Regions from separate parts of the Mus musculus genome. Here regions 1, 2, 3, 4, 6 and 7 are each linked to region 5. The links are chromatin loops, found by intact Hi-C in ENCODE. Cell type or tissue: heart. All regions are shown on one strand. Region 1 overlaps Gm35041 (a long non-coding RNA gene). Region 2 holds the start of Max (Max protein). Region 3 has its middle 82 kb from the start of Gm35440. Region 4 holds the start of Fut8 (fucosyltransferase 8). Region 5 holds the start of Fntb (farnesyltransferase, CAAX box, beta). Region 6 overlaps Gm35041 (a long non-coding RNA gene). Region 7 overlaps Gm35240 (a long non-coding RNA gene).

The links. Peaks named below come from ENCODE experiments on the same cell type or tissue, not always from the same donor. Only the 100,000 strongest peaks of a DNase experiment are listed, where the experiment ranks them.
Region 1: it touches region 5 in a loop (4-fold over the local background); 7 of 42 quality-filtered maps call a loop at or near these places.
Region 2: it touches region 5 in a loop (9-fold over the local background); 16 of 42 quality-filtered maps call a loop at or near these places.
Region 3: it touches region 5 in a loop (4-fold over the local background); 4 of 42 quality-filtered maps call a loop at or near these places.
Region 4: it touches region 5 in a loop (3-fold over the local background); 9 of 42 quality-filtered maps call a loop at or near these places.
Region 6: it touches region 5 in a loop (4-fold over the local background); 3 of 42 quality-filtered maps call a loop at or near these places.
Region 7: a loop joins it to region 5, with 5 times the contacts of the local background. A loop is called at or near these places in 4 of 42 quality-filtered maps.

What each region holds. Positions count from the first base shown.
Region 1 is chr12:76,998,498-77,002,497 of GRCm38, reverse strand. All of the region lies in intron 1 of Gm35041 (a long non-coding RNA gene), which reads right to left. Among named protein-coding and RNA genes, the nearest start is that of Gm35041, 28 kb to the right of the region's middle. In heart, CTCF peaks have their summits at 1,299 (motif pointing left) and 2,259 (motif pointing left); DNase peaks (open chromatin) are centred at 1,357 and 2,247; H3K27me3 peaks cover 1,284 bases.
Region 2 is chr12:76,960,487-76,964,486 of GRCm38, reverse strand. It overlaps Max (Max protein), which reads left to right and starts at 2,239. Exons shown (of 4, transcript NM_001146176.1): 1 at 2,239-2,497. The coding sequence starts at 2,462. In heart, no CTCF peak of the experiment used is centred here; a DNase peak (open chromatin) is centred at 2,116; H3K4me3 peaks cover 2,478 bases; H3K27ac peaks cover 1,850 bases.
Region 3 is chr12:77,666,399-77,670,398 of GRCm38, reverse strand. No RefSeq gene overlaps it. Among named protein-coding and RNA genes, the nearest start is that of Gm35440, 82 kb to the left of the region's middle. In heart, a CTCF peak has its summit at 2,380 (motif pointing right); no DNase peak of the experiment used is centred here; H3K27ac peaks cover 781 bases; H3K27me3 peaks cover 130 bases.
Region 4 is chr12:77,237,424-77,241,423 of GRCm38, reverse strand. It overlaps Fut8 (fucosyltransferase 8), which reads right to left and starts at 3,320. Exons shown (of 12, transcript NM_016893.5): 1 at 3,225-3,320. 9530018F02Rik (a long non-coding RNA gene) reads left to right here and starts at 2,198. Exons shown (of 1, transcript XR_003950200.1): 1 at 2,198-4,000. In heart, CTCF peaks have their summits at 351 and 2,366; DNase peaks (open chromatin) are centred at 2,683 and 3,393; H3K4me3 peaks cover 2,613 bases; H3K27ac peaks cover 2,110 bases.
Region 5 is chr12:76,835,500-76,839,499 of GRCm38, reverse strand. It overlaps Fntb (farnesyltransferase, CAAX box, beta), which reads right to left and starts at 2,033. Exons shown (of 12, transcript NM_145927.2): 1 at 1,849-2,033. The coding sequence starts at 1,992. In heart, a CTCF peak has its summit at 2,174; a DNase peak (open chromatin) is centred at 1,809; H3K4me3 peaks cover 1,820 bases; H3K27ac peaks cover 1,242 bases.
Region 6 is chr12:77,009,708-77,013,707 of GRCm38, reverse strand. The region is part of intron 1 of Gm35041 (a long non-coding RNA gene); the gene reads right to left. Among named protein-coding and RNA genes, the nearest start is that of Gm35041, 39 kb to the right of the region's middle. In heart, a CTCF peak has its summit at 2,400 (motif pointing right); no DNase peak of the experiment used is centred here.
Region 7 is chr12:77,568,469-77,572,468 of GRCm38, reverse strand. It overlaps Gm35240 (a long non-coding RNA gene), which reads right to left. Exons shown (of 4, transcript XR_381707.3): 2 at 2,758-2,971. Among named protein-coding and RNA genes, the nearest start is that of Gm35240, 17 kb to the right of the region's middle. In heart, CTCF peaks have their summits at 1,776 (motif pointing left) and 3,995 (motif pointing right); no DNase peak of the experiment used is centred here; H3K27me3 peaks cover 1,055 bases.

The DNA of each region.
Region 1 (4,000 bases), 160 kb before region 5:
GGCTCCTGGCCCAGTACTCAGAGTGGGGATGGCTCCTCTAGGCAGGTTTCTGTAGAGGGGAGAATGTGTGTGTGTGTGTGTGTGTGTGTGTGTGTGTGTGTGTGTGTGTATGTATGTGTGTGTGTGTGTGTGTGTGTGTACTGTGTGTGTGTACTCTGTGTGTGTGTGTGTACTGTGTGTGTGTACTCTGTGTGTGTGTGTGTGTGTGTGTATACTGTGTGTGTGGTGTGTGGTGTGTGTACTGTATGTGTTGGGGGTGAGGGAAGCAGGTTGGGATTGTCTGAAGTTTGCCTAGTTGCTCCACAGGTTGCAGCAGATTCTAAGCATGCTAATTCTTCATCCAGAAACTTCCAACACTGCGTGGACAGGGACTGATTCCCTCAGAAAGAGCAAAACTCCTTAGCTCAGCTAAAGGGAGAAAATGGCCAATTGGACAAAATTCACTGGCTTTGATAAAGATCTCCACACAGAAGTAGAATGCTTTTATTGACCCTAGGAATGGTGCCGGTAGCCAGAAAATCTCCCTCCTTTCCCTTCCCAAGGCTTGCACAGTGATTGCTAGCCTGTAGCCGCATTATGTGTATGCCCTAACATAATGTATTTGGGTCTTCATGGTCTCTTTTATAAAGCTTAAAAGGGGGGGATATCAGTTTAGCTATTTCACATAACAGTACATAATTTCTGTGCTTGAAAAGCATTGTGAAGAGGGTGGGGATGCTGAGAGATGGCTCAGTGACGAAGCTCAGCCCCCGGATCCCATGGGGAAAAAAGTCAGGTGTATGGTGACAGGCGACCTATAATTCCAGAGCTGAGAATGTGGAGGCAGGAGGATTTCTGGGACCTACCAGCCAAGTTGAGTCTGCAAGCCCCAGAACAGCATAAGACCTTACCTCAAAAAGCAAGGTGAAGGGCTTGTGAGACACAACCAGCAAAGCTGACCTCTAACCTTGACACACATATAATATGATCTTTAGCTACACATACACATATACCTGTATGAACATGCACACACTAAAAAAAAAAAAAAAAAAAAAAAAAAAAAAAAAAAAAAAAAAAGCCTGTAACTGAGAAAGAGAGAAAGAAAGAAAGAAAGAAAGAAAGAAAGAAAGAGAGAGAGAGAGAGAAAGGGAGAGAGGGAGGGAGGGAGGGAGGGAGGGAGGGAGGGAGGGAGAGAGAGAGAGAGGGAAGGAAGGAAGGAAGGAAGGAAGGAAGGAAAAACAGCTAACAAGGCTTGTGTGGCGACTTCGTGGCAGAAGGCCCAGAATTTCCACTATCCCTTTACACCACCCCCTGCTGGCCCTGAGGTCATTTGAATTTGTGTAACCAGGCTTACACTGTCCGGAGCAGCAAATGGAGCTCATTTTGAGCATTCAGACTTAGATCATGAGGCACAGTTAGCCAGCCGCTGACTGACATTAACTGTGGGGGGGCTCTCAGAAAATTAAGTTACTAAGCAAATTAATGACATGGGTGGTAGATCAAGGAGTCCCCAAGTACCCCAGCATGGGGGACAGAATTGTCAGCACAGCTGGAAGCTGTGACAGTGACAGCTGGGAGACAGCTGGTGGCCAGAGGCAAGAACCCTCAGTTAGAAGAGGTGGGGCTTCAGCTCTGGCTTTCCCCTTACTAATGATATGGCCTGGGGCTTCGTTTTCACACTCAGCTCAGGTGCCTGGTGTAGTTGTATCTGTAATAAGCAACTGCTAATGTCTCCTGAGTGCTTGGTACATGCAGAGCCGTGTGTTATATGTGCTGTGTGTGTGTGTGTGTGTGTGTGTGTGTGTGTGTGTGTGTGAGATGTATGTACTATGTGTGTGTGTGTGTGTCTGTTGTGTGTCAGTTTCCCAAAAGCAATCTGAATCTTTTGTGTCCTGTCCAAAATCAGTGGCAGGACCAGGACTGACCCACAGACCCTCTACCTCCTGAGCACACACCAGCATCTCCTGCTGCCCAGCGACACTTACACCTGTGCAGGGGGTTGTCAGGTTTAAAAGGTGTGGGCATAAGGGCTTGTAAATTGCCAAGTGCTACAGATTTTTACTATGGTCACAAGTGCTGCAATGTTTTAAATTGATGCCTCACCTAAAAGTTACCAGTTCAGTTCGGCCTCTTTCTAATTCTTTCAAATTAGTTTTTGTTTGGTTGGCTTCCCCACCACCACCACCCCCTCCAGCACCCCCAGAGAGTGTATACAACTAGAAGCTGGAACTGACCCATCCTTGGTCCTATAGTGCCCTCTGCTGGCATCTAGGAGAATTCAGACATCCCCATACTACTGGCTCAGAGGGGTTGCTGCAGCTGCTACAGGGTACTAGGGACACCAGATGCAGGAGATTCCATCCTCATCAGCCTTGGTCTCTCTCGTTTATGTGTAAGATAAGGGAAGTGGAAAGAACCGAAGGCAAGGTGACCTAGATTTCATTTAAGATAGTGTAGACCAAAATCTCGTACTCAGCCCTTATAACATCAGAGATGAAGCTCAAAGTGGACACCGGCGTCATCCTTCTCAAAAACCATAGCGAACTCAAACCATGAGGCCAATGGTATTCTGTGTCATAGAACATTCTGGTAAATTCGAATTTACCAGGGCTCCAGCAGGGCTAGGTCCTAATTTGTTCTGTTTGCCAATGTCTGTGGTGTAAATCCTCATGGCCAATCACCAGCTACAAACATAATGACTCACAAGCCTTTGACGATTTTGCAGGTGACCTCTCGCAAGCTGCAGAAGCTAGCCCTAACATGCTCTAACTTGCCTCTTTTTTTTTTATCTGTGTATGTGTGTGGGAGGTGGGGGTGTGCATATGAGTGCAGCTGTTTCTGGGGGTTAGACGTACCAGATCTCCCTATGGCTGGAGGCACAGGCAGTTGTGAGCTATCTAGGATGCTAGGAACTGACCTCAGGTCCTCTACACGAGCAGTATGTGTCACAACCTCCGAACAACCGTTCCAGCCCCAACTATTGTTTAACTCTAGGAGAAATGAAATTTTTCACTCAACTGAATTCCGGAATGTTTACCACTGGGACACTTTCATGAGTAGACACAAGTGAGTCTCACTCCAGCAAAACTGACTCCAAATGGGAAATGAGGAATGCCAGTTGGAATATCCTCTATAGCATATAGTCTAGACCATCTCAGGAGGCTCTGTCCCACCCAAAGATCTTCTTCACTGTCCTGTCACTCCTTCTTCCCCATTGCTCCTCCTTCCTCCCTGTCACTCTTCCTTCCTCCCTGTCACTCCTCCTTCCTCCCATCACTCCTCCTTCCTTCCTGTCACTCCTTCTTCCCTGTCTTTTTCTTGTCTAACCAGCTGGACAGGAGACTTGGGGACACTGTGACATCTCGGAAAGCAAGCCTCCTTCTGCCCTCTGCCTCCTTGCCTCAGTGCCCAATTCCCTGTTCTCCTTTGGTTCACAAACCTGCCTCAGTGCAAAAGCCCCATCCCAGCAGGGGTCTCTGTAGGAACCCCAAGACTTCCTGATGTGAAAAATATGGCCGGCCTTGACCCATACCCTTCTTACTTTATCCTGCTCGGGTGGATGAGGAGCCTGCCTTTGCCCCAGAGGAAGGAGTACATGGGTCCAGTCACAGCCTCGGGGAGCAGTTTCCAACTATAGAAACAAGTCGGCTGAGAAAACCCAGCTCCCAGAAGCCCAAGAGACCAGATCTACTCACCATGTGCTGTCTATTCAGCTATCAAGGCATTCCAGGGTCAGGGGTGAGGGGTACAGAGAACCAAACCACAAAGCCAAAGGTACGATGACCCCACGATCAGCAGCCCACCCCAGGGTTGGCATCTCCTCAGATGTCCCTCTGGAGGCGCTATTCACTCACCTCAATCTTCCCCTGACTCCACCCCCGAGAAAGATGAAATCTGTGGGAGGTAAAACCGTGCCAGGAAGCTTGGTGGGTAGAGCGGGTTGAGACCTGGAGACTCGGTGGGTACACACCTGAGACTTAGGCGATTCCCCACTCCCTGTCAGATTCCGGGCCTTGAACAC
Region 2 (4,000 bases), 120 kb before region 5:
TCTGTGTAGCCCTGGCTGTCCTGGAACTCACTCCGTAGGCCAGGCTGGCCTCGAACTCAGAAATCTGCCTGTCTCTGCCTCCCGAGTGCTGGGATTAAAGACGTGTGCCACCACCACCCGGCCCTGGAAAGCCTTTATTCCATTTTTCCAGATGTCCTTTCAACATGTGGAGATCTATGGTGAGCAGAATCTAGTTTAGGCTTTGTAGGCCCAGTCCTTGTCCTGGCAGCCTCAGAGAACACCCGGCCATTACCCCCCACCCTCCCTGAAATCTGGCATCTCCTCGAAATTCATATCGCTTGCTGCTGTACAATCTGCTTGGCATATCCGCTTTCCCTACAGTGTTTTTATAATTTACTTCTTAGATTTTAGCCATGTGAGCGAAGATTATTTTTATAACAGCTTTGTTGATGCATAATTATTAACATATCAATCATAAAGCCCACTCTTTCAAAGTATATAATTCAGTGAAAGCTTGCCTTTATCCTGGCATCCTCTAGGTTGCACATACGAACCACCTGAAGATCATTAAAAACTGTCTTTTACTGATCCTACCCACCTCCCAAAGGCTTTGACTTCATTGAGGAGGGGCATGGAACAGGCATGAGATATATTTTTTTAATCCCCCAAAAAACTAACTTGCAGCTAAGGATGCACTCTGCACATTGCACATTGCAGGTAGATATATAAGGAGGGTTTGCGGTGATCATCCATTGTCTCTACTTCTGGTATCCAGTTAACTCTTACTATCTTATCCAGGCAGTGGTGGCAAATGCCTTTAATCCCAGCACTTGGGAGGCAGAGATGAGGCCAGCCTGGTCTACAGAGTGAGTTCCAGGACAGCCAGGGCTACACAGAGAAACCCTGTCTCGAAAAACCAACCAACCAACCAAACAAACAAACAAAAAACCCTCTTACCATCTTTGTCTCCCTTACAGCCCTTGACTTCTATTACGAGTCAGTGTCTGCTTATGACTGTGTTCTCATCACTAGGCTTGGCCACACGGACATTTAAGGCCAGCCTGGGCTAGGTGTCAGAAAGATTGTATTACACCACCAAGTTTCTGCACTCAATAGTCAGGGGTTAAATGATTTTTTACTCAAAAAACATTAACTCATAAATCAAACTCAAGACCGCACTCATTTTGAAGATCAATTGTAAAGTGGTAGTCTGGTTAATTTCTCAGATGACCTTATTATTACTGTTTGTTTGTTTGTTTGTTTGTTTGTTGTTTCATTGAGGACCTGGTGCACACTGAAAATGGTGACAGGGTAGTCCGGTTTTTGCTTTCAAAGCTGTGAAGTCTTTGAGGGGACACATCATGCCATTCCTGGGCTGCCACATATTAGATACTTAGCTAAATGCGGGTGGGGACAATGTAGTTACACTTCATACCTCGTTGCATTATGTATGACCTTAACTGGACAGGGAGCTGCACAACTTTCCCGTTTTGATTCTTTTTGCAGTTAATTAAAGTTCTCTATAAACTGGGGCACTCCCTAATCTGCTCCGGCTACAACAAACAGAAGGTAGGTTTTACTTGCACCTACGAGAGGTTTTGTAAACACTCAAGCCCAGCAAGGACAGTTCTCTCGGACAAATGAAAGCAAGATTCTTGAGATGAAGGACACCCGGCGAAATCGGTCCTTTAGTTTGTCCCGTAATGTCTCTTAACACCTTAAACCCAGATAACAGAGGGCCCGCGTGGGCATCTCGACCGCGCCCCCTGGTCAGCCACAGCGTGATTCCTTCCCGGGAGGGTTACGCCCCAGGGCGCAAGTGGAGCGACTCAAGCATTAAACGAGACAATGTAAAAGCAGTCTAGCCAAGAAGAGACAGTGTTATTTTGGCAGCCAGTTTCTCTCCCCCCGCCCCCAAACCCCCGAGCCTCCACCCAATCCCTTGGGCCGGGCGCCCAGAGCTCGGAATTGTGGCCGGCTCCAGGAGCCCAGCTCCCTCCACGTGTCCTGTCTTCCCAGCAGCCTCTCCGCCGCCTGGGGAGGAAAATCTCCTGACAACTCGCGGTCTGTGGACTACATCTCCCGGGAGGCACCGCGCCACTTCTCGCTGCCAACACCCGGGGCGCAGGCGCCCTGAGCTCTGTCAACAAGCGAGTCTGGCGAAGCCTGTGTGCGGTTCCTGATGGGATTTGTAGTTTCTCTGGCTCTCTCTCACTCGCCCATCCGACGCTCGAGGACTACAAGTCTCAGCTACCCCGGCGCGGTGAGCCCGGTCACGTGTTAGGGGGCCGATCGGGCGTGCGTGCCGCCGTTGATCCGGTGCTGCAGTGAGGTGGTTGTCGCCCGTGTTGTGTGTGCGTGAGTGTGTGTGAGTGAGTGAGCGAGTGAGTGAGTGTGTGCGTGGGGGCACTCGGCTTGTTGTTGTCGGTGACTTCCCCCTTCCCTCCACCCCTCCCCTCCCCGGCCGCCGCTGCAGTGGCCGCTCCCTGGGCCGTAGGAAATGAGCGATAACGATGACATCGAGGTGGAGAGCGACGTGAGTCCTGGGGCTTCTTCCTTTCCGTTCGGGTTGTCAGGCGGGGACAGCGGCAAGGGTTCTCAGCCGGGCGACGGCGGGAGGGGGTCGGGTCGCCGCCGCCTCCGTCCTTTTCTCCCCCTCCCCCCGGGGCCGGGACCGCCTGCGTCGCGCTCCAGGCTCGCTCCCCTCCAGTCCTGTCCGGAGAGGCCTCCTGGGACTGAAGGTGGGAGCAGACACGCGGCCTCTGGGACCCCCACATTCTCCCGTGGAGGAGGGTGTCGAGGCCTCCCTCTCCGCTCTGCCCGGCTGGGGATCCCATTATCCTTCCGGATCCTGGGCAAGGAGACCAGCGCTCAGCTCTTGCTCTTTGGGTCCATGAGCTCCCTCCTCCTGTGACCGGTTGATCCTTGGGGTGAAGGGGCTGGGAGTGCTCTGACGCCCTAGAGGGATCGAGGGAGAGCAGGCAGTGTTCCGGATCCCTCTTGTCCGGTTCGGATCCCAGAAGGAGGGGCAGTGCCTGAAACCCCCCCCCCCCCCCCCCCCAACTAGGCTACGGGATCTCGCTGGAGAGAGTGGAAGGGGAAAGAGGGAGGGAGGGGTGTCAGACTGACTCCCCACCCGCTGCTTCCTCCGCCGCCGGCATTTTCTTTCTTATTATTGAATTCGAAGTGTGAAAATAACTTCTGTATTTTCTATTTTTCTCTCTCTCTTATTCCAGGAAGAGCAACCGAGGTTTCAATCTGCGGTACGTCTCCTACTCTCCATTTCATTTTCATTTCCGTTCAGTTTTGGTTCTTTTTGGAGTCAGAAAAAGAGATCGTTCTATTACTTTTAATACTCTTGTAAACTCCTCTTAACCGCTAAGGTGAGGTTGAGTCTGTTGGGGTTGGAGGAGGGGGGCGTTGCAAATCCACATGATTCTTGATATTCAGGTGGTAGATTCTAGTGAGTAGGTAGGTAGGTAGGCAGGCAAGTGAGGAGGCCTGTGCTGTGAACTGAGTTGTTCTGTAGTGTTCAGTGCGGCGGAGATATGTGAGAAATGGAAGGGCATTCTGAAGTGAATGGTAGTGTTATTTCAGAGCAAACTGGCTAGGTTTTATTTAGGAGCAGGTAAACTTTAAGCAGTATCTCCATAGTTGTGTGAAGTTGCAGGCACATGTAATAATCGCCTTTAGCCAAGGTCATGTGACTACTGCAGACTCCTAGGATCTAGAAAAGCATGATATTCCCCAAAAAACGACAATGGAAAAAAGAGAGGCGCTAGAAGTTAAATATTGAAAGTGGCACAGCTTTTTGTGGTCTTGACTTTCCATTTGAGAAGAAAAAAAATGTTGAAGAGTGGCACTGTTAGAGACAGCTTTGCTGAAAGGTGATGGATGCATCCATATAATGTTATCAGTAACTTATTAGATTTTTTTATATTAATGGGGTTTTTTTGTAGGTGTTTCTGGCTTTGGGTTGACCCCATGCTTTCTTGTCTGGAGTCTGAGACTTAGGAGTAAATAGGCATAGATTAGAGAG
Region 3 (4,000 bases), 830 kb before region 5:
GGGCTGTACTCCTCTAGGAGTCCCAATGCAGCAAGTGTAGCCATGCAAATACCAATAAGAACAGACCAACTAGATGCCCTTCTACAGACACATAAGCCCCAAAGTCAATAAGAGAATCACAGAAAGCCATAGAGAGACAGGTAAAATGCTTGAACAGACACATCCCATGACAGACTATCTAAACAGTATACAAGTTTAGAAATAAGTATTTAATGTTGGCATATCAGAGAAATGATGATTAAATGACAAACACGAAGTGTCCTACCCCTATCTGATCACAGACTGTTGATACTACTGGGTGTGGGGTTACCAGAAGTCTAAATTCATTTATTTTGGTCACAATTTGTCAGTACCTCAAGTGGTGTGTGGTGTGTGTGTGTGTGTGTGTGTGTGTGTGTGTGTGTGTGTTTCCATGACCCTATAACAGCACTACTAGATCTGCCTCCATGTGAATTCAAAGACTAAACTACATTGTTGAGAATACCATTATTCACAAGAACCAGACTAGAAGCTGCCCAAAAGTCCATCAGTGGTAGACTAGCTACACAATGATATAGTCAGGCAGTTGAATACTGCACAATAATGAAAAATGAATAAACCATACTTGCTCTTACCAATAGAATGTTAAACAAAAGAAGGCAGGCACAAAGGAGTCCATGCTATGGGATTATTCTCCCACAAAGCCACAAAGCTCAAACTTGGTCAATAAGAGCAATGGCTGCCATGGCTAAAGGACTCCTGGTGTGTCCTGTGTCATTTACATTCTGTTTCCTGGTTTGAGTGATGGCTATGAGAGTGTGTTTTGTTTATGAGTATTCTTTGAGTCTATATTTATGTTTTAGAATGTGTTTATGTTCCAATCATATATGAAATTCATATATACATATTCGTTTATGTGTATTCATTTTAAAATTTCAATAAGAACTCCTAATTCTGAGCCTGCTTCTGCTCTTGTCCTATAAAACATGCAATTTGGGAAGTTTTCTCAGTGGAAGAAGGTTTCTCTCTTTTTAAAATCACCTCGTCACATGTCCTGTTTGGATAGATATTTTTTCCTCTTTTCTCTTCTATTTTATTTACTTCTAAATTTAGCTCTTTGCTCTTAGAAGGTCTGATCAGAGGGAAGCTTCAAGACTGACACCATGTTGGAAGCCCAGGTCTACGTAGGAAGGCTGCTGGCTCTCATGACATTTTAAAAATTAGATTGCAATAGCAAGAAGCTGTGCTTAAAGCCAGATGCTGTTGAATGCACCTTTAATCCCAGCACTGATGAAATGGATACAGTACGATATTGAGATCCAGGCCAGCCTGGGCTACATAGTGAGACATTGTCTATAGACACAAAAACAAAACAAAGCACTGTTAAATCCCAGAAGTCTCTTGGGATGTTGATGCTTATTGTTGCCAGCACAGCAGGGACACAGTCACATCTTAGACAGAAACAGCAATGATGAGGAGCTGAAGTCAAAATTAAAATTAGAGCTAGTGTGTGTGTGTGTACGTGGTGGTGGTGGGGGGTATATCTTATCTTAACATTAGGCCTCAATTGTTTCTCTGTGGGCTGATCAGGGATCCCACAGGGACAGAAGAAGATGAGGTGACCAACCAGGGATAGCAGGGAAGCGGGAGCCAGGTGGAGAGAGATGGCACCTGGTGATTAATCACAGCCCAGGGAGTCTGGTGGTACCCAGTACCACTCACCAGCTTCCAGGGTTTAGTTTCCTCTGTGATTCCTAAAGCCTGCTTTGATAGTTTAAAAATCACATTTTGTTTTTTCCAGGGGGAGTTTTTTGTTTTTTTTAACTCCTTAAGCAAACATTGATTTATCTCCTCCTTCCTGGAGTTGTGCTGCTGACTAAAACAACTCTCTCTCTCTCTCTCTCTCTCTCTCTCTGTGTGTGTGTGTGTGTGTGTGTGTGTGTGTGTGTGTGTGTGTAAGAAGAGGTTTTGGGGTTCGTGCAGCTGCAGACAGGAAGGGAAAGCAAAGAGAGGAGACCTACCTTCCCCCCACCCCCCACCCCCGTTTATAACATCACAATCTGGAGCTCAAATTGTACAAACAGAGACAGTGGCATCATGCACAGAAAAAAAGGCACTGGGTACTCTGAACTTTGGACATCTAATTTTTGATTATCCAAGTCAGTAAACCCTGTCAAGGTCAAAACACAAGACCTCGAAGGTATGAGAGCATTTCACTCCTGCTAGCAGACCTCCTCCAGCCTAGGAGACCAGGAGTTTCAGCGTCTGGAGATCCAAGACCTGGGAAATTCCTGAGAGAAAAGAGACCAAGGAGCCAGACTGGGGTACAAATCCTCTGAGGGGGCTCTTGAAGCACTGCGGCCCACAGCCGAGCTTCCTTCCGCAAGGCTGTCAGAGCCCTGCAGAGGGCGCATGTGAGCAGCTTGGAGACTTAGACCTGCGTGTGCAGAAAGCTGAACTGGTCCCTCCTATTCTCTTTGGAAAGGCTGGTGAGAGTCCCAAGCCTCCTCTCAACTCTTTAAGTAGTTAAAAAGCATCCTTTATTCTGGCTCTTGTTGGCAGAGTGATGTGTAAGGACTGGAGAAAAGAAGAGTAGACCCGCCTCGAGCTATCCTGGAAGCTGTTAGGTTGCTGTCACCATGCTGTCAGGGATCCCACTTGTCACTTGGCATTCAGAGACCCTCAGTGGTTACTCTCAGCCTGTGGACAGAGTGTTGTAGTGGGCTCCAATTCACAAGATGACGAGGAGCCACTGGCACCTTCACATAGCCAGAAGGACAAAAATAGGCTTCAAAATCAAATTCCAGGGCTGGGGGCGGGGGTGGGGTGGGGTGAATTAACTGCTCATAGCGCTTACTGCACAAGCAGGAGAACCCGTTTGAATCCCCAGAACCCAGGTAAAAAGCCAGGAGAGGTTGTATTGTCACATGTAACCCCAGTGCTATAGGGAACAGAGACCGGAGATCAGTGGGGTTTACTGGCTGCCACACCTAATTCCAGATTCAGTGAGAGGCCCTATCTCAAGGGAGTAAAAGTCAGACACCTGACATCGTCCTCTGCACACCACATGCATACACACCAAAGTCGGGTTCCATAACAATGGGATAAGAACTGAGAACGGAAACTCCTGAGAAGAAGCTGTGTCTGCAGAGACTGGCTGACTGGTTAGAATTTCAGTACTGTACAGAGACTGCAGTGTGACAGGTCAGGTTGGGGGTGGGGGTGGGGGGCTAATTACCTTCTCTGAGGCTAGTTCTAGCCCTCTGGATCCATCATTCCTTGCCCTTTTATTGTGTCAGAACTAGCATCTTTTGGTTAATAGATTAAAAATCTTTTGGAATCTACTAACTTAGCAAACCATTAGCTTCCACCAACCCAAAAGCTACCGATGCCATCAGAGAACATCTCAAACCTACAGAAAAGCGAGTCACCAATCACCTCTCTGGTTATACCCACTTTCTTTGCTCAGTAAAACTATAAAACTTCATGAAACCGCTTCCACGTTAGGACATAGAATTTGGAGCTAACCTAAATCTGTGTTCTCATGGCCCCTCAAAATAGCTCCAGAATAAACTGCCCCTTGTTTCCTTTAAGGTAAGAGTGTGCTTTTTACCTCAACAGAACGACGAGGGGGTTCTATTACAAAGTACCTGTATGGCTTTAGGCAAATCATTTCACAAACTCAAGTCTGTGGGCCTCTCAGGAAGCTGAATAGGGGACAACAGCTATGAAGCTTGGCAGGAGAGTAGGTGCTCCGTTATTGGCGCCTCTCCCACGCACATAATTGTTCAATACGCGTCTTTGAGAGAGAAGCGGCAAAATGCTGTGTCATCACTTGACTGTTTGATCTGCATAAGTGCTACTCAAAGAAAAGCTGAGCTAGTCTCTGTGTAAGGAGTGAGGCTGGGGAGGCCAGCAGGAAGGGGGCTCTCCTGGGTTCTCTGTTGAATTAATAAGCTGGGTAATTTTCAATTGAGAGAAAACATCTGGGTCTTGGAGTGTAAGGAGCTTGATAACTCAA
Region 4 (4,000 bases), 400 kb before region 5:
AAAGCAAGAATACTCAATACGAGCAGAGGGTCAGGAGCACAGTCCACTATCAACGCACTGCCTGAGAGGAGTGAGATGCTACAGCACATTCAAGTTGTAGTACACATTTTCAGAATTGTAGATAAGAAACTCAAAACACTTAAACACCTGCTTTCATTATTCATGATCGATTTCTAAAACTAATTTCTAATATCCAATATACACACCCCACAAATAACTATGAACAGTTACTATGTCCACATCAATACCTCTAGTGTTTTAATTAAAAAAATGTATACTTCTCCTGGTCATAAAAATCTGGTTAGATGTTTAAAAAGTTCAAACAGCTATTAAGCTACACTTTGCTTTGGCACTAGCTCCCCCTCCAGACCAACCTAAAATAACTGCATTTAAAAAAAAAAAAAAAAAAAAAAAAAAAAAAAACCACACACACACACACATTTTGTGACACACTAGAAAATTTCAAAATTCATCACTTTTGAGGTCACTGTTACTCCTTTGGAAAAAAATTATTTAGATTTTATTTTTTTAAAGACCACATTATAGAATCAGAATGATTGTCTTGGTCTCCGTTCTATATATATCAAATACAGCTGACTTACAGAGAAAACAACCTCAAATGACTTTTAGATTTTAAAAAAATCCTTAAAATACAATCTGTAGTGTGTCATATTTAAGTTATTTTGAATCACTCTCCTAGTAGATCACAAGACACCCTTCATATTAACTCACTATCTGATCAAAGACATTTCTGCACGTTCCTGCAATCTATGCAAGTTTCATTCCAGCTGTTCAGCTCTTCAACTCAAACAGAATTCTCGATTTATAACAGCAAACTGAAAACCCAAACCTCCAAGCCACCCTCATATGCTTACAGCCTAGTCGTCTCTTGTTCCCTACATTTTCACTCGGCCTGCAATTTCAAATGCTATATATATGTGTGTTAAAATACTGTCGTATTTATAATTAAGACTTCTTATCAGAAGGACAGCAATGTACAGGAGCGTACTATTGTCAGAGACTCCTATGTTGCCTTAAAGAAAAGAAGCATCTTACTTCTTTGCTTCAGTATATAATTTCTCCCCTAAAATACTTTATATATGATATACCCTTTAAAAGAAGTATGCATATTACACAGAACTTTAACCAAGAAAATAAATAAGCACTTAACCCCAGGAAGAACAAGACAACTAAAATAAAACCTTCTTAAGAGTTTCTACGGAGCAAAGGCAAAGTTAAGTCAGTGACTTGTGATAAATTTAACTCTTAAATTGATAAAAACTTCCATTGCATTTGTTCCCTGAAACCTTTAAGTTCGGAGTGATCTACGGGAGGTACGGGAGGATATGGTTTTCCTGGGCTCACCTTCTTGCGTTTTCTTAAAAGTAACGTGCAGAATTAGACACAAGGAAAAACACTACTTTCTTTGCTTTTCTCCAAGGCCTCCACGTTTAAGGCAAAGCGCTAAAAGCTCACCAGGGTGCGAAACCCTAACCATGACAGTGCCATTTAACTTAAGAATTACGTCTCTGAGGATTGCAAAGCCCACATCCAGAGAACAGGTGCTGCTACCGACAAACCACCCCAACTCCAGCAGGACAGACCTCCGCTGAGCTGATATGACTCATTTAACCTTCCCAAATAAGTTGAGACACTCCACAGCCTCCAGCTTGTCATTCGCAGATCAAAGGGAGGGGATACCGAGGCACCCAGGCCATTAACTACCCTGCCTCAGCCACTAGCCAGAACGCATCTTTGTGCAGGTTCACTCTGATTTCCAGCCCCAGAAGCCCACACAGCAAAGCAAAGCAAAGGAACCCACCTTCCCACGGTCTGACCGTGGGGACCCGGCTGCGGGGGCAAGGAGCGGCAGATGCAGAGATTCGCTGAGGGACACCTCCCACCCCGCCCCCATCCCATAGGTCCTGGGATGCCCGACGCCGCGGCGCCCCTCACCCAAGGGGCCAAGGCTACGCCGGGGTGTCCCGGAGGCTCCCTCCCCACTTTTCCCGGGGCCGCTGGCTGAGCAACGGCTGCAGCAGTTGCAGCAACAGGCCCGGTATCGGCGGGAGGACGAAGGAGCGCCCCGAGCCCAGGCTCCACAGAGCCCGCGCCCGCCCCGTCCTGGAGTCCGCGGCGCGCGGGGCCCGGCTCCCTAACGCCCCCTTACCCGAGGCGGGAGCGAGGCGGTCGGCGCCGTCCCCCGTCGCCGCCGCCGCTGCCTCCAGCTGCAGCTGGCCGCGGCGGGAGAGTGGGAGGGGTGCTGGGGTGGAGGATGCTACTCCCGACTGAAGGGAGAGGAAGAAACGGAAACAGGAACCGCGGCCGCCGCTTAACGGAGCCTTCGGCGCCACTGACTGAGGGAAAGCGCAAGGCGGCGCGAGCCAGGCAGCGGCTGACAGCGCGAGACCGAGCGCGAGCCGGGTCCAGGACGCGCGACCCCGAGCAGCGCCGGCCCCATTCCGTGAGGAAAGGGAGGGACGGGTTGGCTGGGAGCCGGGGAGGGGGCGGCGGGGGCCTGGAGCCCAGAGAACCCGGCCACTCGGGTCGGCCCGAGACCACGCGCGCACGCGCCGGAGTGGCTCCGACCGGGAGCGCAGGCGGGGAAGCCGCCGGCCGGCGCGAGCGAGGGAGCGAGCGAGCGAGCGTGCGCGCGCGGAGAGGGGCGCGCGCCCCTCGGCGTCCCAGCCTGCTGGGGGAGGGCGCGCATGCGCCGGCCGCGGCCTCCTCCAGCGACCCTGGCATGTGCACAGGCTCCGCCCCGTCCCCTTCCTCTCTGTGCGGGTGGACAGCGGAGCTGCAGCATCCACCGGGCCACGGCGGGACCCGAGTTCCAGCCGGACAGCGGCCGCGCGCGGGCTCCGGCTTTGGTCTCTACAGGCGAAGGCCGCCTGAGGGTCGGAGGCTGAGGGGAGCAGCGCTCCCCACGCCCTGGCCGGCCTGGCCCACCACCCAGAGGCGCACCCCGCTGGGGCTCAATAGGGCTCTGTACTAGTTTCGGGGTACTCTCTGCTGCTCATCCGCTGAGGCACCAGCACACAGTGCCACCTCGGCTCCGGGCGGTCCGGCTACCCTGCGGGCTCTGTCTTCATCTGAAGAGAAAGAACCCCGCAGAGCCCGAGTTCGAAGCCCGGCCGTTCGCAGCCGCTGCTGCCTCAGCCCTTCGGAGGCGGAAGTTTATTGAGTACAGGAGAGGAGAGGCTTTTCCCTAGGATGCTTCCTACCCGCTCGCACTCGGGGATCCTGACGCCCGCGATGCTGAGCCGAGTGCCGAAGGGCTACCTCCGACAGACCGTCCGGGAGGGCGAGCTGGGCGGGAGGACCCAGCCGCGCAGCCAGGGCACACAAAGTAGTCGCGGGCCGAAGGGGTGCTGCCGGGGCCAATCAGAGCGGGAAAACCAGTGAGTGGAGTGCGAACTGGCCAATCAGAGGGCCGGAAGATGAGCTTCCCGTGCCGAACTCTTCCCTGTAGCCTGGGGACCAGATCCCAAGCCTGAGGACTCAGCCGGGTGACTGAGTAGAAAAGCTGCCCTCAAGACAATTATTCCTCCCAGCACAGATAAATACTAGTAAATACTTTGGAAACGTATCTCTGAGTAAACAGGGCCACCCTTTTATATGCTAGTAATCAAAAAAACACAGAAAAGACATTAAAGAGGTCGTAGCCTGCCAAGAATGCAACCTACCTAATAACTCTCATAAATTCCCAATGTTTATTCTATATCAGGAACTGTGTTTCTAAAATGCAAAGGACAGTGCTTTTTAAAAAGGAAAAAAAAAAAAATGCCTGTGCCTTCAGGAGCTCCGCACCCTGAGAAGCTTTTCCGGACCTGTGACTGGGTTAATGTCTCTTCGAAATAAAGCTCTCTGAGAAAACACCGTGGCTTATTGAAGGTCACACAAAACTCTGGTGAAGTCAGAATTATGATCTAGCCAAAAAGCTTGGGTGTCATCATTCAACAAATCTGTAGTCATTTATTAAATGCGTAGATAACTTCCG
Region 5 (4,000 bases):
TATCTGCTAAGTCAGCGTTTCTCAACCTGTGGGTCATGACCACCCTGTCACAGGGGTCGCCTTAAGACTATTGGAAAACACAAGCTATTTACATTATGATTCATAACAGTAGCAAGATTACAGTTGTGAAGCTTTTTAAAACAGCTTTATGGTTGGAGTGGCCACAACATGTGGAACTATAGAACTATAGTAAGGGTCACAGCTTTAGGAAGGTTGAGAACCGCTATTCTAAGTCAGATCAGTTAAAGATATAAATGGTGTACGTGTGTGTGTCCTGTTTAACCCTGTAACTTCAAAAGAAAAGGCTTGTAGTTGTCTTATCAACTACAGAAACACCGCTCTACCCAAGTAGTAGAGGCACATGTTCTAGCCCAGAACTTGAGAGGCAGAGGCAGTCAGATCTCTATGAGTTCGAGGCCAGCCTGGTCTACGGAGTAGTTCCAGGCAGCCAATGCTACACAGAGAAACCCTAGCTCGAAAAAACAAACAGACCAAAAAACCCCAAATTGCTCCAAACCCTGCAAAGATTCTGAAGATTTTGTCACTGATGAAAGATTTCTTTGCAATGTTTTATAAAAGTCTTCTGTGGGACACAGTTAACTAGGTTAGAGAGCTGAAGCCAAAAAGTTCCCTTTATTACCCTAAAGCCCACAAGGCATTGACTCAAAGATTAAAACAGTCCCTCTGCTACTAGGTGAATAACCATGTGTCCAATCCCTTGTTCTGTTATGAATCTTTAGGGCAAGAGAGATGGCTCAGTGGGTAGAGGTGCTTCCTATGCAAGCCTGCCAACTTCAGTTGGATCTTCCGAACCCACATATTGTGTGTCCTGGTATCAACACGTACAAACACATGCCATACACACATTCGCACACATAAAAACTGAAATTTTTATACAGTCATTATTTGCTGCTAGTTTTGCCTAAATAGAGGCTCACAGCTTTAAGATAAGATGAAGCCGGTCCCTCCACAGTTAAGCCTGAGTAGTGATCTTAGTAAGATCTTATTTTAGTAAGTGGCTGAATGCCTATTCCTTAGCGACAGGACTCATCCTGACCACTTCTAGTAACAGATGGGTAAACAGCTCTACAACAACCGATTTGGGAACAATTCCAAATGGAGAGTGAGAAAAATGTAAGCTATCAACTCACTACTCACACCTTAAAACACTTTTCAAAATGGCATGTCTGGTACACTCTAGGCCTTAGTGAATCACAAGCAGTTCAAACTCCATACTTTTTTGTGCTTTCCGAACTATACAGTTTTCCAGTCTGTCTTGCCCAACCAGGCTCTTGCCTAGGGGCTGTTATCTTTTTCTGTATTTCCAGCGTTCAACAGCAAGTGCTCAAATGGTTACCCACCACGAGGTAGGCCTCAACCTGACCCAATAGGTCAGAAATTAAATCGATTTAGGGATGACATGACCACAGTCCGGCCGTTCGATCCCCTAGATGTCCGGAAACTGCGAACATGTGAAGAAAAGTGAGCGGTCGGTCCTAGAACCTCAAGACATCTAAACAGAACGGAGCGGACTACCTGGTCCGCCCAGGCTGCTGTGGACTCCAGACACGAAACAAGATCCTTTACAACGTCCGAAGCAGAGAGATCAGGGGTACTGTCCTGTTCTCCAAACCCAGCCCTGACAACAACCCTCTCCTACCCAAGTAAGCCCCGAAAACGCTCCACTCGGAAGCCCCAGTCTGGGCGCCTAGAGCTCGGGGGCGGGGGCGCAGTGCACTACGGGAGTTGTAGTTCCATGGAGAGTTTTGCCCCGAGACGGGCTTACAAAAGGGACTCCTACTCCCAGAAGGCCCCGCGCGGGCGCCTCGCCCAGTCCTGCCACCTCACCTGTTCTATGGATGTGACTGTTTCCACTGAGTCGTCTTGCAACCGCTCCCGCACGTGCTCAGGTCTCAGACTATACAGCGGTTCTGACCAAACAGGGGAGGAAGATGGAGGACAATAATAGGTGAAGGAACTCGAAGAAGCCATGATCGGGAGAGCTGCGAGCGCTGTATAGGACTCAGCTTCATCCAGCAACAACGCGCATTGAAACTCGAGCGGGCTAAGGCGCTACGGAAAGTCCGTAGAGTCAAAAAGATTTTGAACGCGAATCTCTCCTCCCACCTACACATCTTCAAGAAGTGAGTTACTGGGATACTGCCGCCCCCCGTCGGACAGATGAGCTGCTGCAGGAGATCAGCTTTCTGGAGAAAGGAGATCTAGGATGCCTCGGTTCGTTATGCAAATAATAAAAAAGAAAACGTCAACGTTTCGCTCTCGCCTAATTGTAATGCAGTAGCTTGCGATTTCAGCTGTTCAAGAACCCTAAGAATGTAACCTAAAAAAAAAAAAAAAAAAAAAAAGCATTTCTGACATCTCTCTTGAGTACCTCAGTCACGCTATTAACTAATAGAATTACCATGCACCTTTGGGTCCTTGACAGCCTCTTAGGAGAAGCCTCAGCTTTTCTGTGCATTAGCAGAATTGCAGGTCTCAATACTCAGAGATAGAGAAATGTAGTACTGTAATTTTCTCCTTTGGAGGTTACAGTGCAATGGCAGAAACTAAAAGAAACTAAAATACCATAGAAGAAATGAGTGTAAATGCATCATCCAAAGAAATATCAACAAATATTCATGGAGCTCCTGCTACTTGTTCCGTGCCAGAGCCCAGGAATGCAGAAGTGAACAAAATTACAATGCCCTTTTCCTTAGATTACATCTGAATTTCATTTTTGAGGAATAGGCAGAATTAAATAAGTGAACATAAATATTTGACAGCTTCCAATTATGGTATGACAGAAAATAATAATAGAGTCAGGCCTGGACGGGTGGCTCAGCAGGGGCTGCAGCGCCACAGGATTCCAAGCAGCCACCTGGAGACTTACAGCCACCCATAACTCCAGGTCCAGAGGATCTGACGCCCTTTTCTGGCCTCCACAGACAACATACACACAAGTAATGCACATGTGCACATGCAGGCAAAATACCCATACACGTTTTTAATGTTACTGTTTCATATATATATACATACGTATATATTTGAAAATGATTTTTTCATGCAATATATTCAAATCACAGTTTCCCTCACCCAAATCCTCCCAATTTCCCCATCCACCCAACTCCACATCTTCTCTCTCTCTCTCTCTCTCTCTCTCTCTCTCTCTCTCTCTCTCTCTTCAGAAACAATTAAACAAAAAAAGGAAACAAACTAGAACTTTAAAGAAAAGAGAAGGCACAGTAAATACAGGCTCACACACAGAATGAAATTTTTCGAAATTAGAAAGGAAAGAAAATAAAAATGTCTTTGAAACTGACAGAAGAAACTGAGTTCTAATTAAATTTGGTGGCTGAGCCAGACCCTTCTTTCTTTAGGTCTCTTAAGCTGAAAACCAAAGTAGTAGCCATCTATAACAAAACAATGAAGGACAGCAAGAAGACAGAACGGCATTTGAAGGAACATGCCATAAATATACTTGTGCATGCTTCGGTTAATTCTGATAACCCTTGAATGAGTATATCCTTATATACCTCACAAATACAATGTTAGAGTGGTGATTTTAGGAAAGCCCTGTGAGGCTGGAGAGACAGCTTAGTGGTGAAGAACACTTGTTGCTCTTACAGAGGACCTTTTTATTTCCCATCACCCTAACTGGCCACTCACATCTGCCTTCATCTCCAGCTCCAGGGATCCAATGCCCTCTTTTGACCTCTAAAGTACATCTGTACTCATGTGCATCTAACCACACACAGACACACAGGTGTAATTGAAATCTTTATGGGGCTGGAGAGACGGCTCATTGGTAAAGAATATTTGATGCTCTTGCAGAGGACCTGGGTTGGGTTCCCAGAACCCATGTGACATTTCACAACTACCTGTAACTCTTTTAACTCCAGTTCTAGGCTTTTAAACACCCTCTCCTAGTCTCTGCAGACTTTCACACACACATGGTACATATACACACTCAGGCGCGCGCGCACGCACACACACACACACA
Region 6 (4,000 bases), 170 kb before region 5:
CTCTTCCGACCTCCACTTCTGGGCAAGGCATGCAGTGTGTCCTCTTCTCATGCACACTACAAATTAATTCATAAACCAACTAATTAATCAAGATGTAATTTTTTGAGACAAGGTTTCTCTGTGTAGCTCCAGATCTCCTGGAACTCGCTCTGTAGAGCAGGCTGGACTTGAACTCAGAGTCAGCCTGCTCCTGCCTCTCAAGTGCTGGGATTAAAGACATGTCCCATCATGTCCTGTTTATTTAAAAAAAAAAAAAGTTTTTAAATCAATAAAGCTAAACTGGACGTCACAGAGATAAGTATGAGTGCAGGTGTGATCTCAGCACTGAGGATGGGGGTGGGGATGGGGGGATGGGGTGGGGAGGGGGGAGGGGGAGGGGGTGGGAGAGGGGAGAGGGGAGGGGGAGGGGGGATGGGGGTGGGAGGCATAAACTACGTATAAAGAAGGAGACTGATCAACCTTCCAGGCTTTACACAAACTTCACCTTCTCCAGCTTTTTCTATGAAAGAAAACCCACTCAGACCACCCTGAGAGAGAATGGAAAGAGAGGAGTGGGGGGGGGCAGTTTATTAGTTCATGCAGCTGAGAGACCCAAGAGTAAACACTGCTGCAGCTGACGCATGTCCCCAAAAGAGGACCCTAAGATGCTCGCCTTCCCCAGCTGCTGACGTGTGTTGATGGCACAGGTTGACATCACTCTCCACAGGCTTGCTCTAAGCACCTTCACAGTGTCACCTGTTAGCTTTACTCTCTAACATGCTTGCTCTAAGATGCCTCCATTAGCTCTCAGCTCACAACCTACTGGCTTTGTGACTCAAATACCCAGTGCACCCTGGCTCAGAAACTCCAGAAAAGGCCTAGGAATGAATTTCCTGACTTGGTTTCACCCATATGCCTATCTGTGGCGCTTTCCTCTGAGGCCAGAAGAATGGACTATGTTAGTCAGCCCCATGGTCACTGTCTGAGGTCTCCAACCACAAGAACAGAATGGGGAGGTTCCCCTAAGGAAATGAAGGTTTTCCTTGAGTGAGGGATGTGGTTACTATGTAGCCCAGGCTATCCTGTTACTCTCTATGTAGACCAGGCTGGCCTTGAACTCAGAGAGATCTGTTGCCTTTGCCTCCCAAGTGCTGACACTAAAGATACGTGCCACCACACATGGCTTGAAACAAGACTTTCAACAGAAGAGAAAAGCGGGTCATCTCACTGCCTTTCCTGGAAATTTATTTACTCTATACATACAGTTTTTAAGTAGGATCCCATCATTTCATAGTATATATGAGGAACATCACTCGGTACCTATGGACATCTTTCTACAGCACTGATATTCATTCATTTGTTTGTTTGTTAGGGGTTCATGCATGGTGGATAGAGAGCAACTTTTAAAAGTCAGTCCTCTCTTTCCACTCTGAAGGTACCGGAGACGAAATTCATATCGTCAGGATAGAGGCAAGCACCTTTACCCACTGAGCCGTCTCACTAGCGCCCTGGTGTTCTGTTTGGTTTGCTTTGCTTTGTTGTTGGTTTGGTTTGGTTTAGTTTGGTTTGTCCTCTGCAAGAGCAACAAGTGCTCCTAACTGCTGAGCCATTTTTCCAGCCCTGGGAGCCCTGCTTTTGCCGAGGAAAATAACTAAGTAATCAAGAGCAGAGCCCCATTTCCTGGCTTATTAAAGTAAAAGTGTGCTTAATGGCTATAACTATAGGAAAGTCTCCCAAGGCGTCCTCTCGGTCACCAGAGTTCTGATTGCTGCTGTACTCAAGAGTCTACAAGAAACCAGACATCACCTCCTATTATGTTACACATTACAGGTAGCCTACCTGAAGGGGTTGAGTTCTGTGCCCAGAAGGCTGAACATGATGGCACATGCTTTTAATCCCGGCACTCAGGAGGCTGACACAGGCAGATTTTTATGAGGTCCAGGACAGCCTGGTCTACACAGTGAGTTCTGGGCTAGCCAGGGCTAAATAATGAGACCTTGTCTAAAAGAAGGGGGGGGGGGGGATGAAGAGACCACAGGTGTTTTCATTTAAGTCCAGTCAATTCAGCCTGATTCCACTTCTCCTGGGAACTACAACAGACTTCCTCCACCCTGTCAGTGCTGAATCCGCGGTAACACTTCTGTACTGTCTTATCATGCTGGAAAAGCTATCCTGCTTATCTCAGGAAACTCAAATAAGAAAATGCAAAGCTTCCCTATTTTACTCTCCCACGTTGCAAGTCCTCACATGCCCTTAAAAAAGGCAGGTAAGGTTTTTAAATAGGCTCATAGTATTACATAATATATAGGGAATATCTCTTGCTACCAATAGACATCTTTATGTTTATTTTATTACTTTTTATCTATAGGTATTTTGCTTTCGTGGATATGTATACCACATGAATGCAGTTCCCTTGGAATCCAGAAGAGGGCACGAGATTCCTCCTGGAACTGGAGTTACTGATGGTTATGAGCCTCCGTGTGAGTGCCAGAGATGGACCTGGGTCTTCTGTAATAGCAACCACTGCTCTTAACCTCTTGCAAGGGTTTTATTTTATTATGAGTTTTGGGAGGGTGGTTTTTTGTTTGTGAAGTGAAGTGAATTTACCATAAATTATTTGCCCAATCTCCTATTGTTAGGTAAATTAGATGTCTTACAAATTCTGTGGAATGTTTTAAAAATATAGTGAAGGGCCAGAAATATGGCTCAATGGGTAAAAGGCTCGCCATGCAAACCTGATGACCAGAATCAGATTCCTGGTGGGAGATGAGGAGCCAGAGGCGGTAGCACACATCAGAAATCCCAGCGTTCCTGTAGAGAGACAGTAGGCAGAAAGGAGAGAGTTGGTTGGAAGCATCTAAACCAGCGCTCCTGGAGTAAGAACCGCGGCAGCAGAAACACCAAGAGGGTCTGGGGGAAAGAAAACTGGCCCTCAAAAACAGTGTCTTCTGACCTCTACGTATGCACGATGGGCTCAGGGGCATGCACAAACACACACCCATACACACACACCCATACACACACCCATACACACACCCATACACACACACACCCATACACACACACCCATACACACACACACCCATACACACACACCCATACACACACACCCATACACACACCCATACACACACACACCCATACACACACACCCATACACACACACCCATACACACACACCCATACACACACACACCCATACACACACACACATACACACACACACATATACACACACACACACTCAAGCAAATAAAGTACATTCTTTTTTTAAGAAAAGATGGAACAATGCCAGGCCACAGCTTTAATCCCAGCACTCGGGAGGCAGAGGCAAGTGGATCTCTGTGAGTTCAAGGCCAGCCTGGTCTACAGAGAGAGAGAGAGATCCAGGACAGCCAAAGCTACAAGGAGAGAGTCTGTCTAAAAAAAAAAAAATAGATGGAACAATGTACAGAAAATAATAAAAAAGAAAGGAGCTCCTGACATCCTGTAGACCATACTAGAACCAGGAGTGTGTCTGAGCTCTGCTCCCAGCGACAAAGAGTTTTAGCTATCCACGGGATATAGTGCTTTCTCTGTCGGGGTCATGTTGGTGTGTGATATAAGTCCCTTAGGTTTCACTGTGTCAGATTCAGTTTTCTTTCACTAGACAGCAAACCACCCTAAAACTTACTGGGTTAAATCAACCATCTCTTTTGCTTATGCTTCTGTGGAGCAGCAATTTAACAGGACTGTCTTGGGTGGCTTTTCTGTTCCACACGCCTCTGCTCAGGGTCATTCACCTGGAGGCTATATAGAAAGGTCTTATATAATATTTCACTTGGGCACCACGTCCTTCGGCATTTATCCATATGGCCCCTCTCCTTGCTTGTGGTTCGACTGGCATTCCTCACAGTAGGGAACACTAAGACTTGGCAATAGCATCCAGAAATAGAAGCTGCTGGTGGTTTACAGCTCTGCCTTAGAAGTGTTATTTCCAATACACTGCGCTTGTCAAAGCCGGTCTCACTGTCTCTCGGAA
Region 7 (4,000 bases), 730 kb before region 5:
GTGAGCTTCCAGACCTTGCAACTGTACCCTCAAAAAGTCTTCCGCCTCTCTCTCTCCCGTGTTGTGTCCATCACCACTGCCCTAATTATGGGCTTGGTTGCTCCCAGCTGAATTACTGCAATAGACTCCTAGTTTACCTGCCAGATTAATTCACTCCCCATCCTTGCCTGTTCCATCCCAGAGTCTGTTTACAGATTAATCATCCAACGGTTCATGTTTGATTATATACAGCTTCAAGTGGAAACAAAAGACCTTCTCCCCCAGACATTGTCTCTAGAGATGTTAATTCCTTTGCTCACCAAAGGGGCAGGGGAGGGAGGGAGCCTAGAAGGAGTCTTTCCTCATCAGCCAACTCCATGTGATTAGTGGCTCTGTAGAGCACAGGGTAAGAACGGACTCTTGAGCCTGTGTGGAATTAGTGAAATGTTGCCAGGATGTGTTGGTGGCATCTTTCCTGGGTATTGGTAAATGGTGAAAAGATACCCAGTGCTCCAGGGACCTCAGGCATCCAGACTGCCATCAGCATCTTCTTAGCCTTAAAGTTCTCTAGTCTCCTAACAACAAAAATAAAAATACACAACAAAACCCGAAGTCTTCCCAAACCTATCCTACAGTTGCCTGTCCTGTTCATGGCTTGTGTTAGCTTCCCTCTCCAAAGCTACCTTCTCAAGGCCCAAGTCAAATTCCACATGCTCCCTAAACAGCTCCTGACTTTTCTGAAACTGAGTATCCCCCTTCAACTCCTTAGCATCTTTCTTTGCCTCCCATCACCCCATAAGCAGCAAAGAAACAGAAGTCATCTCAGTTGTCTGGTGTTCCGTACATGGCAAACTGATGATTGTGGAGGAGTGAATGCATATTGAATTGTACTATGTGTCTCTAATAGGGACACTCTCCACCAGTTATTTTTCAATTAGGTCAATAATGCAAGTATCACAACCGAAACATTGGGTAATGATTAGCAATCACAGCCACAATAGAATCGCAAGTCGAGTTCCCATTTACCTGCCCTTCCCTTTATTCTGAAACCCTGGGAACCTCATTACTGAGCGTTCCAGATCCTTCTCTTGCTGGGCTCCCTAAAAGCACATGTGTGGAGGATAATTGAACCTCTCCAGGGCCCGCACTCCACTGAGGCAGACAGGAAGCCTTAGAGAGTCATCTTGGCAGCTCGGTGCCATTTGGGGGATTTATGCCGACTTCACTGCAGATGGTATGTTGTCTCAGTTTGCCTCCCACAAGCTCATGGTTATTATTCTTCTCTGTTTTCCCAAGACTCAAAAATTAGTTGACTCAGAGCGCCCCCAAAATAAAAGGGGAAAACAAGCACAAAGGCCCAAGTAAATATACCAAAAAGCTGGTTATGGATTTTGATTCTTGAGTATTGATTTAAGAATGGGTCACTGCTGAGCGTCACCTATATATGATGCAGAGTAGGAGCAACCCAGTCATTCCCATAACTGACTGAGCACAAAGACCACTGGAAACTTTGTTTGGGGCTATCATCTATTCTTTCTTTCTTTCTTTCTTTCTTTCTTTCTTAGAATTAAATGTTTATTCCTGGGCCCTAGCCCATGAGATTTGGACTTACTGCATTTCAGATGGAGCCTTGAAGCATGCGTTTTAGAAAAGTCTGTTCTGGCAATTCTAGTTTGGAAATATTTGGGGAAGCCACAGGGAGAGGAATATAGTATGGAAAACCAGTCCTGTCAAGAACTAAGGGAGCCCTGGACCTGCTCCCTGGCCATGGGGCCTGCCTCTACATGAGGCCCCCTACTGGTCCTGCAGGCATAGGACAGGATACTTCAAAAAGGGGTTTTCCAGTCCTTGAAGCACCATCAGGAGAGATTGCAAAATGGGCAGATTCTTATTCCCCTAATCCCTAAATAGGAGGCTCGGGGGACCAAGGACTCCACTTGTCTAGCAAGCCGTCCATTTGAAACTGACAGAGGTGCCCCTGAAGACCACTCTTTATAGAGTAGAATCGAAGTCCAGTTTAGAGGCAGCCTATATCAGTAGTATGAGCCTATACAGATGTTCCTTGAGAGTCCCCTCCTACTGCTTCAGTACACAGAACAGCCAACCAGTCATGATCAATAGAAATGGCTGTGATGTCCTGGCTCCTTGACACCCAGGGCACACAGCAGGCTTGATGGTCTAATAAATCATATAAGTATGAATCCCCTTGCCCCCTTGCCCACAGGACAGAGGACCCAGTAGCAAAAGTTCCTCTCACATTACAGGAGGTAATGACAAGGCTATGAGGGATAAACAGTCAGACTCCTCCCTTCTTGGAGCCCAGAGTAGAGCTCCTGTTGTTATGTGGCCTCCCCTTCCTTATTGCCACCCAACGTAGTCTCTCTTTCCTCTGAATCCCTGAGAAGGGTATGTCTTATTAGCATCCTCTCATTTCCTTTAACACTGTGTCCAACCAGCTAGTCAAGTCTGGGCTCCATTTTAGGCAACACCAGGAATGCCTCCCCATTCCCCTCCCTCTGCTTGCTCTGACCAACATCACCAAGTGCTCACTACCATAAGCACAAGGTAAATACAGTAAAGGTGCCCTTGTTATAGCCATGCTTTTCCTCCCCAATTGGTGTGTGTGTGTGATATTGCCATATTAGAAATTATCCTAAAACAGTGACTTGTAAGAGTACAGTTGAGGGGTATGTCCACGAGTCACTAAGACAATTGTTCTCACCTGGCCTCACTGGTGTCTCTTCGGTCAGCAGGGGATGAGGGGGTAGATGAACTTACACTGACTAGAGCACAGCAGGTAGGAAGGTAACCATCAGGGAAGGATGGCTACTACTCCAAGTAACCTCTGTTCTTCCGACACAGGGTGACTTTCTGCTGGGTCCTGAAGTGCTCAGTTACTGATGGCCAAACTGCGTGTCATTATTCCTGCCATTGTTACTGGTCAGAAGAACATCGGACATTCAAGGGCAGAGTCGTCTCTAAGGGGAGGAAACTGCAAAGACAATATAAAAATAAAATCGGATACAAGAAGAGAATCGAGTCCACTTTAGCCAGCAATTGACCGCAATGTGAAAAGACCTCTAACTATGAAATATTTGTCCTTAAAAGGCATAGGCTCATCTTGTAGTGTATTGCTCCTACAGGGGCAGATAAACAACTGTCATTGTCTGGTGGGGTAGTGAATAAATGAATGACTTTCAGGCCCCCAAACAGGGATTTCAGCATTGCCACTTCATCCTCATCCCTGCATAGCTCAGGACTTCCCCTGGAGCTGCCCAGCCTCCCCTTCATAGAGCCCTGCTGCCGTTTCAGATGTCGACGCAGGGCATCCCCAAGACCAGTGAACTGAGGTCAGCAGGAATGTGGTCCAGGCATTGTAACCTAATGCCAAAAAGATATGAACGGAACCACACAGAGAGCGGTGGCATAACAGAACTCCTCCGGAAGTTGCTGAGCCAGGGGAAAAATACACAGTGGTGTCCTCTTTAAAAACAACTGATACCAGCGAGTGCAACAAGGGAATCGGGGTATAAATATGAACTGTACTTGGGAATATGATCCTTATACCAGCAAGAGAGAGGCAGTCTGCGTGATACAGGCAAGGCCAGTACCTCTGGAGACACTCCCACTCACTCTTCCCGTTTAACTTTCCATCCGAGGACTCTGCATGGTCTCAAATCTGCACTCTCCTGCGTCTCACATTTGAACAATGTCTTCCTCTAGCTCAGTGTAGAACTTGAAATGGTCTGTGTTTCCAATATGCATGGAAACATAAGATGGCTTCATCTGAAAGAAATGGTGACAGGTCTCAGGGACCCTGCAGCCACCAAATCCAGCCCTGTGCTACCTTCTCCTTGCTAATTTGCTCACCAGGGTCCTCCACTCTCAGCCAGTCATCCTGAAATCTGACCTGCAGGCTCTGGTCTCTGTTGGGTGTGCCCTGAGCACCCCAGAGCTTTCCTAGGGCTTGGACAGCTCTGAGGCTGGCGGCTTGTTTGCTTCCAATCTTTAATACCAGCAG